Regions from separate parts of the Homo sapiens genome. Here region 2 is linked to region 1. The links are chromatin contacts, found by Hi-C in ENCODE. All regions are on one chromosome and are shown on one strand. Each heading gives the region's core, a stretch centred on a gene start or an enhancer-like site at or near the end of the contact. The rest is flanking DNA. Distances are from core to core; before and after follow the strand shown.

What was found. Hi-C counts contacts between places; a loop is a spot of excess contacts on that map.
Region 2: a loop to region 1 is called in a map with no recorded cell type, with 2.7 times the contacts of the local background. The contact joins the promoter of FMO3 here to the enhancer-like site in region 1. A Hi-C loop is called at or near these places in 1 of 37 single-sample maps with no recorded cell type.

What each region holds. Positions count from the first base shown.
Region 1 is chr1:170,726,791-170,734,004 of GRCh38, reverse strand. All of the region lies in intron 3 of PRRX1 (paired related homeobox 1), which reads right to left. Among named protein-coding and RNA genes, the nearest start is that of PRRX1, 66 kb to the right of the region's middle. Within about 2 kb of position 4,149, at least 4 of the 41 ENCODE cell types and tissues checked have a DNase peak (open chromatin) inside an H3K27ac peak, as active enhancers do.
Region 2 is chr1:171,086,215-171,093,428 of GRCh38, reverse strand. It overlaps FMO3 (flavin containing dimethylaniline monoxygenase 3), which reads right to left and starts at 2,524. Exons shown (of 9, transcript NM_001002294.3): 1 at 2,448-2,524; 2 at 639-776. The coding sequence starts at 770.

The sequences.
Region 1 (7,214 bases), core at 2,900-5,399:
AGAGTTCCCAGTTAAGGTAGGTTTAAGTTAGAAGTGAGATAAATGACCAGAACGATACACTAAAGTGGGACAAGTTTGTTTTAGAATATACCAAGAAATGTCATTTATTTTCAAAGCCCATATATGTATTATCATTTAGTTCACAGTTCCATTCAAGACCTTACCATAAATGTATGTAAACCCACAAAACCTATATTCAAAAAATTTCTAGGGTATACCAAGAATCCGAAGATCTAAGTATCTGAGAAAAAAAGACTATTGGATTTGGGAAATGTACCTAAGTCATAGATTATTATAAAATCAACCAAGTCAACCTTTCTTAATCAGGTTTCTGTGAGAGAATTAAGCCCTAAAGATGATGCACAATTAGTGAAATTGTAAACACATAGAAGAGAAGCTGGAATTAGGAGTTGTCTGTATTATTTGCTAAGTATTGAGAACAAATTTGAATGGCTTCTGAAAACAGAAAGCTAAAACTTATGAGAGAGTATAAAGAAAAATTTTCTCATCCCAAATTGTAGATTGTCATAGAATATTGTGCTTTTAAGTACTTGGTCTAATTTTCTGAAAGATGATGTGTTTTTTGAGATTCTGGACAAGCAAAGTCTTATGTAACAGAAATGTGCCCTTTCTTAGATAATCAAAGCTGTATTCCATCTCTTTAGCCAAAAAGGGAGATTAGAACCTTGGGGAGATTATTTTAGTTTACTGAAGATGCTATTGCTATTTCCCAGAAATGTCTCCTATAATAACGATTACAAGTTGTCTATTGCATAACCGTTTTTGCTGTAGTGATTTCAGAGTCAACTAGCTTTACCACCTGATATTCTAGTCTGAGGACTTAGCAGGGTAACACATTTCTTGGAAATACTGAGTTTCTCTCTTGAATGTAGGCAAGACTGTAATATCCCAAATGAGATGAATGTTAATGCACTTTCTATCTCAAAAACAAATTAATGGGAATTCAGATCATCTATTACACAGGAGATTGGATATTCACTGGCACATTTTTCACATAAACGGCAGCCTGCTTTTCCACAGTAAAGAACAGTGCCCTCGTCTGATTATATGGTGGCATTGTATAAGAACACCACCAGAGGCAAGTCTGTGACAATGCCTTATAGGTATCCCTCAAATTAGTGGATTAACAAGTAGTTGTTTTTAATGAATGAATTTAGCAATTCCCTAGGAGCTTGATAGGTGATAATATTTTCCCTTGATAAATGCTTAGGAAATGTATAAACTTTCAAAATTGATTTAACTTGTTTCAGCATCCTATAGCCGCAAGAAGTAGGATAAAAGAACCAAAGCCATCTTATTTCACAGCCTCTTAACAAATGTTTAGAATATGTAATCCTACAAATAGGGATTCCAATAATATTTTGTACACATACTAAATAATTGCAAGTCTGTTTTCCAGTAGTTTGACATGGATCTAGCTTCTCAATTTGAGCTAAGGGTGCCATACAGGCAAGCAGTGAGCAGTCCTTGGATATACCAGTGAAAAGCAAAACTTGTATTACAAGTCAGAAAAGACAGAATTAGTGAGTGAGTACTCTAAGAGTATCTTAGTCATTCTTCAAAAATGGCATTAGAAGTAAGATGCAGAGGACCTGCCTCCTAAAGTGTCAACAGATGCAAGAGAGCCTTGAGTGGCTGCCAATATGAAATTGTTTGTGACCATCTGCTTTCCATGTCACGGAGACTTCTGACGTTCTGCTTTAGGAAAAGAAAGAGAACCCTGAAATGTTTTCTTAAAAGTCCAAAGAGGGTAATTAACTGTTTTCAACCAATTTATAGGGCCATTCGGAACATGTAAAATGACCAGTCCTTCCTATACAGGATTAAGCTTGCTCGGGTAAAATGGTGAGATTGAAGCTAAGTGATTTGTACAGATTAAGCACATGACAACAACCAGAAGCCTGCTTAACAACAACCAGAGATCCTGCCTGTTGGTCTTGCCTTCTAAGTAAAACCCACTTATTCTTGGAAGTGGGGTACAGACATAAGTTCTGGGACTGAGTTTTTAGGCTTTGGCTAAAGCCCCATTTTTAGTTAGTTTTAGTTAAGTTCTTTGTGTCAGTGACCAAGAAACCACATTACTGAATAAAGTGCATTGAGAAATTAGAGATTAATAATAAATGCTTGCACCCCATCTGTTGATTCAGCTAATCTGCCCTGAGACTTACACAGAGCTGACACATTTAAATCAGCTTCAAATGTTTCCATTTACTTGTTTGGAGATTCCTAACAGATGCAACACAGCCATAGAGAGCAGAATGCTAACCACTAGCAGAGGTGGAGTACTGTTTTCACTGGGACAAATCATTTTTTATCATTTCAACCTACCCTGAAAGTTGTGAGGAAAAAAAAATGTGTTAAAATGATTGTCAAACATTGAGGAAGTATGGAAAATACTATTCGTACTACGATTTTAAAGCCAGGAAACGTATGGACAACTGCCCCTCTGCTTTCTAAACACCTATAGTGTTAAGTCCCACAAATCACAAAACAATTGATAGCTTGGGAAAAAAATAATACCTGACTCTATTTTCAACTCTTTGTTTTCTATTTGGCCCTTTGAACAAATGATGACAAGATGTTTACAATTTCACCCTAAAGACAAATCTGTCAGCCGAGAAGTCTATGAGTTTTCCTGAAATCCTTGGGTTTCACCAGCTCAGGATTTTTTCAAAGACTGTAGGGGTTACGGTGTTCAAGACTGTGATGCATAGAAGTTGCAGAAAGTCTCGGGTTTGTTCTTTTGTCAGTGCAAGAACAACGGAGGCATACTTGCTTCACCTGATAAAATGTAATACCAGTTTTCCTAGGGAAATTTACTTTTAAAAAGAGATCTGGTAAATTCTTTGGAAAGGGATCTTTTGTGATTTAAATAACTAACTTCTATTTCTAACTTCTGTTTTGAAATTCAGAAGTTGATTTTCTAATACGTATATTTATCTCTTAAAGTGAACACACTTGCACATTTCATTGGTAAGCTTTCCGTTTGTACTGTATGTTCAGTGATCTTTCTGCTATGTTTAACTTTTCATTTTAGAAATACTTTTATATATAAAGCCTCTTGTATCTTTCTATTGTTGCAAGACTTTTTTTGAAGCGCACACTGCTTATCGATAGGTTCCAAACACCCCTGTGAAATAAGCAATAGGGAGATTATTGCTAGCTTCATGTTAGATACAAAGCTGCATAAGAGAGCAATGATCTGACTGGCCTGAGGAGCAGCAGAAGCCAGGACAAGAACGTAGTTCTTCCGAACCCCGTCCTGTAACCTACAAAGTCTCGCTATTCAAAATGTGTACCAAGTGTCAACAGCATCAGCATCACCTAGAAGCAAGTTAGAGATACACAATCCAAGCTCCAACCTGGAATTAGTGAATCAGAGTTTGCACAGTCACGCGATCCCAGATGTTTCCTGTGCACAGCAATCTCTGAAGAGCCCTGCTCTAGATTAGTATCACACTATGCTTCATTTAGTGGACATGCTTTCTTGCAGCTCTGGTTACCAATAATATTCCTCACTTGAGGACTTCACTGCTGAAATTTCTAGAACTGCAACCCCCACTTTCTTAAACACTCTGAATTCCCACTTAAACCCTACCCCAAGCAGCCACCCTCTTCCCCCTCTGACAAGTTACCTTTTCAGTGTCTTCCGTTAGAATCCGTTATGAAGCCCCTCGTGTAAACAACATCTTGGGAGGGACGAGGATCTATTTTTGAAAGTGTGAAAGGGAGAAATAAGCCAAATGCGTTCAGCAGATGTCAGGCAGCACCATGACCACGATCAAATGAGGGGAGGAGAAGGATGGGGAGGGAAGCTGTGGACAAGGATAGCTGACCTCTCTTTCACTCATCACTAGCTTTCTTTTAAGCCCAGCCCTCCCTCTGGAAATGGCACTTCAGGTAAATAATGCAAAACCAGGCCATTCACTATCCACTTCACCTAGGAAAGGATGTCTCTGAGAAAATGTTTCTTGGCTACTTCATCTCAAATAACAGTCAAAAGTTCAGGACTTGGTTGATCACTGCTACCCACGAAGCACGAAGCAAAGCACTGCAAGATTAGTGAGTCTGAATAATTCTGGTGCTTGTGTGTGCTTTCACTCTTACAAGTTGCCTAAGAAAAATAGTTCTGAGTTAAGCAATGGGTGTGTGTGCCAAAAACAAGCTTCCTTTAACTGGCCACGGATGTAAAGAAGGCACCTGCCAGGACAACAGTGTCCGTGATAGGGAATGCTTTGTCCCTCTGGTGACTCAGTTGCCTGCCTAATGTCATCACCTCTAACATGCTCAAGGGAATGAGTGAGGTCATGACAAGCTATAATTAGAGCAGACTATATGTCCCAGTTTGCTAGGGACAATCCTGGCTTATACCTGTTGTCCTAGTATAATTATTAATAATGCTCCCCTTTCACTCTAAAAAATGTCCCAGTTTGAACAATAAATTACACATCCATGACTCTGGATGTAAAAGACACCCAGAAAAAAGTATGTTGGCTATTTTCCAACCCAAAATTCTGACCATATGCAAATAACTGCTTTTATGCCTTGGTTTTCTCCTTTCTTTTTTCAGGGGATAACTGTGGAAGTCAGCAAAATATCCTTTCTGGCAAAACTGTCGCTCACTGTCTCTGGCTTGTATGACCAAGCCACGTCTATCAGTCCAATGGGATGAGGTCCCCACAGAGTGTGGACTTCAGCTGCAGGCATGCCTCACTGATCTGAGATATCTCTTGCATAAAAAGGGGATTTTAGATAGTTTTCCAATCTTATACTTTTTTTACTACTTTCAATACAATGCAAGGTTTAATTTGAATGAAAATATAGTCGTGTGGCTTAACATGTTGGATGAAAACAGGGAACACAAGCATTAGTTCTAATTCTCCTTGCTGAAGACTTAAATTTGGGCAAGTGTTTAGTCTCTTCTTTGGAAGCACAGCAAGACAGAGCTATCACACAACAGTGTTCCAAGAATTAACCAAGAGAAATGCCTTTTAATGAGTGTCACATGTGAGATAACTAACTTGACATAATAGTACCAACAAGAACAGTGAGTTAATTTTTCATAACACAAAAGTCTATCATTTCCTTTGCTTTGGATCACTTGTTTTTCTTTTTTATTTCCTTAACAATATTTCCTATCAAGCTTCAAAGTGTGAAATCATAACATAGTTTGGTTCTAAACATAGCAGAAAATTCTCCAAATAACAGAATAGCTTTTTGCTACTTTTAGAAATCAACCAAAATATAAACACTTCAGTCAACATTGGATCAAAAAACATTATTATTGATTAAATTATTGTTTTAACATCACTTTTCTGCTTATATCTGAAGATTAATTTATTCTTCATACAGAATATGAACAGATTTTATGATTTTCTAAATTAATTTTTACAAATCCAATTTCTAAGAGAGAAATGATATAAAAGCATACCAAGAAATGAGTAAAATGTACTAGGTCATATGACTTTAAGTGAAAAGAGCAGAATACAAAATAATATATACACTAAAGCTACATCTATATAAAACATTGAACTCTAATCACAAAAATGAATATACTAGTTATGTCAAGATGGTGAATTATGGATGTTTTTAAAAATGTATCCAGTATTTCTACATAATTCTTTCCATTAAAATAGAATATTTCCAAAAAAGGCACGCATAAATTGCCACGTTAATAATTTCAGTTAGATGTCCATATACTAAACACATATGATGCAGACACTGAGGCTCAAATGGCTGAGGTCCAAGTAATATAACCCTATATTAATTCAGGAATGATTTCATCCCCATTCATGCAGTGTGTGCTGTGTGACGCCTCTCACTGGTAAGGACCACGTGGCAGCCATCTGGATTGTTTATGGCTGGTATGAAAAGTTCCTATGGAGGACCCAGACAGAAAAAGGGGCAATACTTCCTGGTTGTGACCAAATTCAAACCAGAGATCTTGAAGCATCAGGCTTTGAACCACACCCATTTTCCAAGCCATTTAGCGTGTTCATGAACACACCAAATTTCTCTTATACCAATGTTTATAAGAGAAATAAAGCAGCCTTTCATTTATTTAAAATATTAGAGAATATGTGATTTTACAGTGGTCTTCAAAAAATGTATTTGTAGTAAATCTTATAGGAGAGGAGTTTAAATTTAAAATAGGGCACACAGATATAACTAATGTTTCAAGATCAGTAAGGCACACCACATCTGAGTGCAATAGGGCCCAGAATAAGACTTTCCTAGATGTAGGGTCTCTATGTGCTAAGACAAAAAGAATTCAGGCTAATTTTATAACAGGGGATTAAAACAAATTTCCAAGTGCATTTACCATGTTTCTCTAAAGGAACTGATTTGGAACAGAAAGAAACTTTTAGATGAGGCTTTTTGCTTTGATTAAAGCTAAGAACCTTTGAAAAACACTTGCATTTCAAAAATGTAGCATTTCATGTCAGAAATTCAACTTCATCTGAGACATAATCTCCTATATTTCATTTAAAACCTCTCCTTAAACCAATAATTAACCTTGACAATAAAAAGGTAAACAAAAGCATAATAAATGAATTTTTGAATAGTTCTTCCTCCACTGAAATCAGCCAGGGAGAACACGTAGGCTTGGCCTGGTTTCTCAGAGTACTCAGGTATATTTTCAAAGAAAGTCACTCTAGACTAATCCAATGGGTTAGGAATTTGTGTCTCAGCTTCCCTTCTGGCAGCCTATATTTTCTGAACAGCATAATAATGGGAGGTTAAAAGCCTCTTTATGAGATTGAAATAGTACTCTGATATTTGTTTCTTTAAAAATGTTCAACTTTTTAATATAAAAGTTTAGTGTAAATTATACATTCCTTTTTTATTTAAAAGAAACACACACAGACACACACACACACGCACACACACAAATACACACAAACTGATCCCCAGAGAAAACTTCAGACAAGTAGACAAGAATTAGCAATAGATTAGGAAGGCATTTGGCATTATAAGAAATTCACACCTACTAACAAAGAACCTTGGCCATGAAAGTGATCAGAATGAACTTGGCTTTTCTTTCCTCCTCTCTCTGTCATAGTCCCTCTCGTCTCTCTCCTTCCTTCCTTCTTTCCTTTCTTTCTTCCTTCCTTCCTTCTTCCTTTTTTTAATTCAAAGCCAGTTTTACTGCAAAGTTTGCCTTTGGCCCTATACTTGGAGTTTTACAAGTT
Region 2 (7,214 bases), core at 1,275-3,774, 360 kb before region 1:
GACTGGAGGCCATTATCTTAAGTGAAATAACTCAGAAACAGAAAGTGAAATACCACATATTCTCTCACTTACGATTGGGAGCTACATAATGTATACACATTGACATAGAATGTGGGAATAATAGACATTGGAGACTTGGAAGGGTAGGAGAGTGGGAGGCGGTTGAGGTATGAGAAATTACTTAATGGGTGCAATGTACATTATTTGGGTCATGGCTACACAAAAGCCCAGACTTAACTGCTATACATTATATCCATGTAATAAAACTGCACTTGTACCCCCTAAATCTGTAAAAAAAAAAAAAGATGTGAAAAGTTATTGTGTTTTAAATGAGTAAATAATTATAACTACATAAACCTAACTAATATTTACCACTAATTTTATGTCCAAGTGGCTCTTATTAATGATCTATCAAGGGAGAACTGTAATGGAGAATTTCAAAGCCCATTGTCTAATTTACTTCTGACTTGCAAGGAGGTTACTTTCCAACCTGCTCTTGACACTGTACTTAGTGGATTCCAATTCTAACAGATATGATAACTGCCATGGTAGCAGGTTTGGAAACCTGTGTGCACACAGTGTGCTCTTATACACTTCCCAACCTATTTTCCTGTCTATTACAACAACATGCTACTCACTGAAAATTTCCACAGGCCCCCAATGTCATTGCTCTTCTCAAAGCAGGTGGGCTCCAGCCCCTCTTCCAGACAGCTCCTGATGGAGGCCAAGCCACTCACACCAGCTCCAATGATGGCCACTTTCTTCCCCATGGTAACCTGTGCAAAGGCCCAGAGAACATTTCCAGTAACAACATTGCTGAAAATGTATTTACTTATTTATCTATTTATTTTGATTTCGCTCTTTGGCTTAATAAAAACTTTACTTTTTAATAAACACTGGCTGAGTATGGTAGCTCACGCCTGTAATCCCAGCACTTTGGGAGGCTGAGGTGGGAGGATCACTTGAGCCCAGGAGTTTGAAAGCAGCCTGGACAACAGAGTGAGACCCTGTCTCCACAAAACAAAACAAAAAACAAACAAAATCAGCTGGGTGTGGTGGCACATGCCTGTACTCCCAGCTACTCAGGAGGCTGAGGCGGTAGGATCACTTGAGTTCAGGAGTTCCAGGCTGCAGTGAGCCGTGATTGTACCACTGCACTCCAGCCTGGGTGACAGAGTAAGACCTTGTCTCTAGAAAACAAATTCCTTTTAGTGATCTAACTACATTTTCATTTCTCTCTAATTTCTAAAGAGAAAGTTTTCTTCTGAAAAAAAAATAAGCACTTTGTTTTTAGTCATCAGCTCTCCAAAATTAAGAGACTGATGACCCAGCATACATATTTATCTTTTTTGCTTTTGGACTTTGTCATTTACTGTCTACCAAAAAGAGTAAGCAGAAGAAATAAAGATTCGCAACTAAAACACCTGTAGACACATCCACCCACCCACCCACATACATATGCCTGTATATGGGAATGAAGAAACACATATGTATATGTATACACACACACAGTCATACACACACACACACACACACGCAATCTGTATCTTCTTTTTACTTAGATACGGATAATGAGGAACAAGGTCTGAAGATGTCTGTATTTCAGTGTGCCAGGTAGTCACCCCTTCTCCCCATCAATAATGTACTTCACCTTCTCAATTAAAAAGACAAGTAAATGGTGCATACCTATAGTCCCAGCTACTCTGGGATTATATAGTCCTGTTGAGCTGGGGTATCGCTTGAGCCCAGGAGTTTGAGGCTGCAGTGAGCTATGGTTACAGCACTGCACTGTAGCCTAGGTGACAGAGTGAGACCTTCTCTCCGGGGGGTGTTGGGGAAAGAAGTCATGTTCTTACCTAAAAACAATTTTTTCCCACTACCTTCAGCGTCCATTCCCCTCTAAGAAAATTACGTTTCCTAACTTTTTTCTGTTCCTGACACTGTCTTTAGGCTCTACCACTACTTCTTTCACTACTTTTTTTTTTCTTTTTAGACAAAATCACATAGCTATGCAGGGAAATAGACTTGGATGATTAAACATCATGATCCGTGATTCCCAGAAACAAACAAACTGCCTGAATTATATCATTCTCATTCTAGCCATATTTGGTATAAAACTACAGCATGCTCCTTCTTCATTTACCCATCCCACCCTCAACCCTTTACTATATCACCTTTTATTCTTTTTCTTTTCTTTTTTTTTTTGAGACGGAGTTTCGCTTTTATCCAGGTTGGAGTACAATGGTGTGATCTCGGCTCACTGCAACCTCTGCCTCCCAGATTCAAGTGATTCTCCTGCCTCAGCCTCCCAAGTAGCTGGGATTACAGGCATGCACCACTACGCCTGGCTAATTTTTGTATCTTTGGTAGAGATTTGGTTTCACCATGTTGGTCAGGCTGGTCTCAAGCTCCTGACCTCAGGTGATCCACCCGCCTCAGCCTCCTACCTTTTTAATTTTCCTACCCGTTCTTTGTCTTCTTTTCTTCTGTGTGTCTACGTCCTGTCCAACCGTCTGGGCAGTTTGAAAGAGAAAATGTTCTAGTGAGCCTACATATTAGGAAGATTGTTGAAAAATGGGAGGAGCTGCTCTTAAAGAGATACTCATTTATTGGTCCTTGAATGGGTGAGCACACGCCAACCCTCTGTGATGGATGGGACTGTAGGCCAGTCTCCCATGGCCACCCAGTTTCTACTTTTCCTTTGATTATGGTAAACACAAGCTGCTGGTTATACTCTTGGACCCTTGGCCTGGGAGTCAAGTAGTTTCTCCCAGGTGACTTTGCAGTTCTGTACTCCATTTTATTATGTGTTATTTGAAAGTTTACCTTGTTTTCCTTATTCCTAGTTCTTTTGTGGGTAGCTCATAGTAGTCCTCCAAATACTGTAGAAACTTAGCTACTTAATTGAGATAGCCCAATAAGGAGGATGACTTTTCTCTGCTCTCTCTTTTCATGTCCTGTCTTGGAATTTTGGGGTCAAAGGCCTGTATTTCTCAAGCTTATATTTACTTGTTTCTGAGTACAGTGTGTGGTCACAGAAAAGATCAAAATTCCACAAATTGATCTATTAGTACCAGGAACCAGGTAAAATTAGTACCAGGTAAAATTATGTTGGCAGTTAGACAAAATAAACTGCACCTAACTCCCAGTCATGAAATATAGTAGAATTTCAAAAAAAGTTTTCCTATCAACTATATTTTGATGTCACTTAGAATTATAACATCTCACTCATTTTGTCTAGTTAACTCCTTCATTAAGCAAGTGATACTTAGTGTAAACTGGTATATGTCTAATTTTGAGGAATTACCCTTCATGCCTTTTGAAGACAGTAATCTTCATCTCTGAAGTGTGAGTATGAGAGATTCCAAATCACTTCTATAGCTCTGTGGCCTTGGGCAAATCACTTAACCTTTCCAATCGTTGATTTACTCATTAATAAAATAGGGATAACTACACTATTAATTCCTGTCTGGCTATTTTTTTTTTAACAAGGATTAGAGGATTAAAGGGTATGTACACATAAATACATGTATACATAGGTACATATAAAATGTGGCATGTAGTTAAAAATGAGCAAATGTGACTTGTAGATAAAAATTAAAAACAAGTCATAGGTTCATGAAATTTTCTAGGGCTGCAATTCAGACAACATGATTTTCTCTGCTCTCATTTTACATAGAACTTCTTTTCAGTTTTTAATGCTACATAAATAGAATTAAAATAATGCAAAGAAAAGATTGTGACTACTTCAGGAAGCAATACTACTCCTATAGCCTTATTCATTTAAAGATTGGCAGGACACACCCAATTCTACCTTGGCCTCCGATGTTTTATCTCTCTAGGAGGTGAAAAGGCCACCTATTCTTTGCTGTCCTTCACAAGAATGTATCTGAAGTCGACACATTTATTAGTCCTGTCTCTCTCTAGCCTATCCTTTGCTTGCCACAGCTTTCTGCAGAGCCCCTTTTTAAATCTTCAGAATCTCAAATGCCCAGGCTCTGGTTGGGGCAGTGGGCATTCTCTACTCTGTTGTCCCCTCCAAATCACAAAACTGCTAAGAAGAAACTTTCATCCCTGGATGGTTGCTAGATTATTGTTGCTGTTGGAGGATATGAGTGGAAGACTTATATTCTGTTCTCTTGCTCTATATTTTCTTTGTATTTTAAAGAAATTTTTGTTTTCTTCTAATTGATTTGCTGGAGGCAAGGCATATATCTCTTGTGACACCTGTTGTCATGTCTGATGATGCATAACAGTTGAAAGATTTCTATAAAATGAGAGTGGCTTTTGGAGACTCAGACTTGATCATCAAAGCTATGATGGAACATTCCAAAGATGTGGATTCTTTAGGGTCCATATTCTGAAGCTAATATCTCGTAAAGAATCGAGTGAACAACAATTAGTGCAGGCAGTGCTAAATGAAGCTGACAGTCTGTTGCATCTTCTGCTACAAGTTTAAAAAGTGTCTCAAACTTTTTTAGTTTCATAGCCAGAGGAATGCTGTGTTTATTTCCAAAGATATATTTTTTCATATGTTTTTAGCTATCTTTGTCATGTATGTGTGGGCTCTAAGTCAGTGATGTAAAATTATGTAAAATGTTTTCTCTAATGGGCTTGTCAATTGTTAACTTCAATAATGATAAAAATAAAGTGTCTTCAGTTTTTCTTTAGAAAAAAGATATATGCTGTTTGATCAGGTGATTTTACTTTTGGGAATATATCTTATAAAAATACAAATATAAGCATGCTTTAACAAATTGTATAAAAAAGTTTATTTCAGTGTTGTTCAAAGTATCAAAAATGAGATAGAATGAATGCTTTTTGTTAGAGAAGTGAATAAATTATTCTGTAAATTAGAGCTAACAGATAGCTTGGAGAAATACCCCATTAAAGTACTAGAAAGGAAAAAAGCAACATGCAAAAAAGTGCTTATAATATGATCCTTATTTCAAAAATGAATGCTGATTTTTAAAAATCTGTATAAATGTGAACACAGACACACATAGACATACTCATATGATCTGTAATGGATTTTGATCAGGGAGAAAAATATGAATGTATATATAAGAAGCGGTTAGTATGCTTTACCTTTGGGGGTCATCATATGTGAGTAGATGAAAGAGCTTAGAATAAATAAAATAGGAAAACTAAATTTAAAAAATTATGATAGGGAAAAAATAAAACCAAAACATTTTAGAACTTAGGTAATAAAAGACTGTCTATTTAATCCTGGAACTAACAAGCAAGTGCAAACAATGTTTGTCTGTGATTTTTGACATTTGGTTGCACTGTTGAGAAACACTGAGTTAAAGTCAGGTCCAATGATAGGTCCAGAGTGGTTACTCCACTTGTTCCTTTACAAAGGGGCAAGGTCTCTGTTCCTCACATTGCCACTATTGCCCCAGGGGCAGGAAAACCAAGACAGCCCTGATTAAGGAAAATAAATGAAGAGCTTATCTTACAACTTTGAGTTCCCATCTGAGCCTTCTGTGGCAGCTGCTGGAGTTACAAATAACCCTAAGTTACCAGGAAAATGGTCGCCATTACCAGAGCCTTCCAGAGCAGGAGCCTTATGGAATAAGAAAGATCACTTTCATCGCTCATTAGAGAAAGAACCCTTGTGTTGGTTGCTTTGGTAATTTTGGGGCAGTAGAGGTGAGGGGACAAGATAGCCTTTTAGGCTCCATTCCATTTCTCATATTCTATCACCTGGAACTGGGTTGGTGTATAATGGCCAAAAAGACTTTCCAGGCTAGTTTTGGATGCATGAGGAATGGGGACAGTAGTTTGAGTTTCACACCAGAGAATCTGACCATTTCATTCATAGAGCCCACATATTGCACCTGAAAGTAATGGGCCAGCCAGGAACACGCAAGAACGCAAAAGAGGAAGAAAACAGAAACCCTATTGGCTGATGTTAGCCTGATACTCATGTCTGCATTGTAAAACAATAATTTTCAAAATGTACTTTCCACTTAGAATCATGTAATTTTAGAACTTGAAAGAACTTTAAGGATTAAATTTATGAACGATCTCACTATAACATTTTGGGCTAGGCAATTTTTCTTTTCTTTCTTTTTTTTTTTTTTTTTTTGAGACGGAGTCTCACTCTGTCGCCCAGGCTGGAGTGCAGTGGCGGGATCTTGGCTCACTGCAAGCTCCGCCTCCCGGGTTCACGCCATTCTCCTGCCTCAGCCTCCCAAGTAGCTGGGACTACAGGCGCCCGCCACTACGCCCGGCTAATTTTTTTGTATTTTTAGTAGAGACGGGGTTTCACCGTTTTAGCCGGGATGGTCTCGATCTCCTGACCTCTTGATCCGCCCGCCTCGGCCTCCCAAAGTGCTGGGATTACAGGCGTGAGCCACCGCGCCCGGCCTCTTTTCTTTCTTTATTTTTTGAGTTGGAGTCTTGTTCTGTCACCCAGGCTGGAGTGCCGTGGTGCGATCATGGCTGACTGCACCCTTGAACTCCTGGGCTCAAGAGATCCTCCTGCTTCTGCCTCCCAAGTAGCTGGCACTGCAGGTGAGTGCCACCATGCCTGGCAAATTTTCTTTTCTTTTTTTGTAGAGTAGAGATGGGGGCCTTGCTATGTTGCCCAGGGTGGTCTCAAACTCCTGGGCTCAGTGATCCTCCAGCTGTAGCCTCCCAAAGTGCTAATATTACAGGCTTGAGCACTATGGCAAGTCAGCCTGGGCAGGGCAATTTTTCATTGTGTGAGATCATCCTTAAGATTGCAGGGTATTTAGCTTACCTAGTATCTAAGTCAATAAATGCCAGTGAAAACTACTAGGCATAGAAAAAGAAAAGACTACCCCTATATATTTCCAGATGCCACTATGGGGAAGTATTTCTGCCATCAAGACCCACTTATAGATCAACACACCTATTTTGTTTTTAGACCTAAAAATGTGAAAGAGGTTAATTAACTAATTCAACTTGTAGTTGTAGCTGACTAGTTACAAGTCAGACACACGTGCACTGTCCAGCATGCTGAGTTGCGTGGCATATTAAATAGCCAAAATAGAAAATATGTAAAATGAAGGGCAGCTGGTTGGAACTTATAACTAAGGAGAATGCACATGATGCCTTTCATTGGCACATTAAGCTGCATTCATATACACTTTTCATTTTTTAATCTAGTAAATGAGTGTCTATTATATTCCAGATAATGTTCTAAGTATTAGTGACAGATGTTCTCTGTAACTTATTCCAGT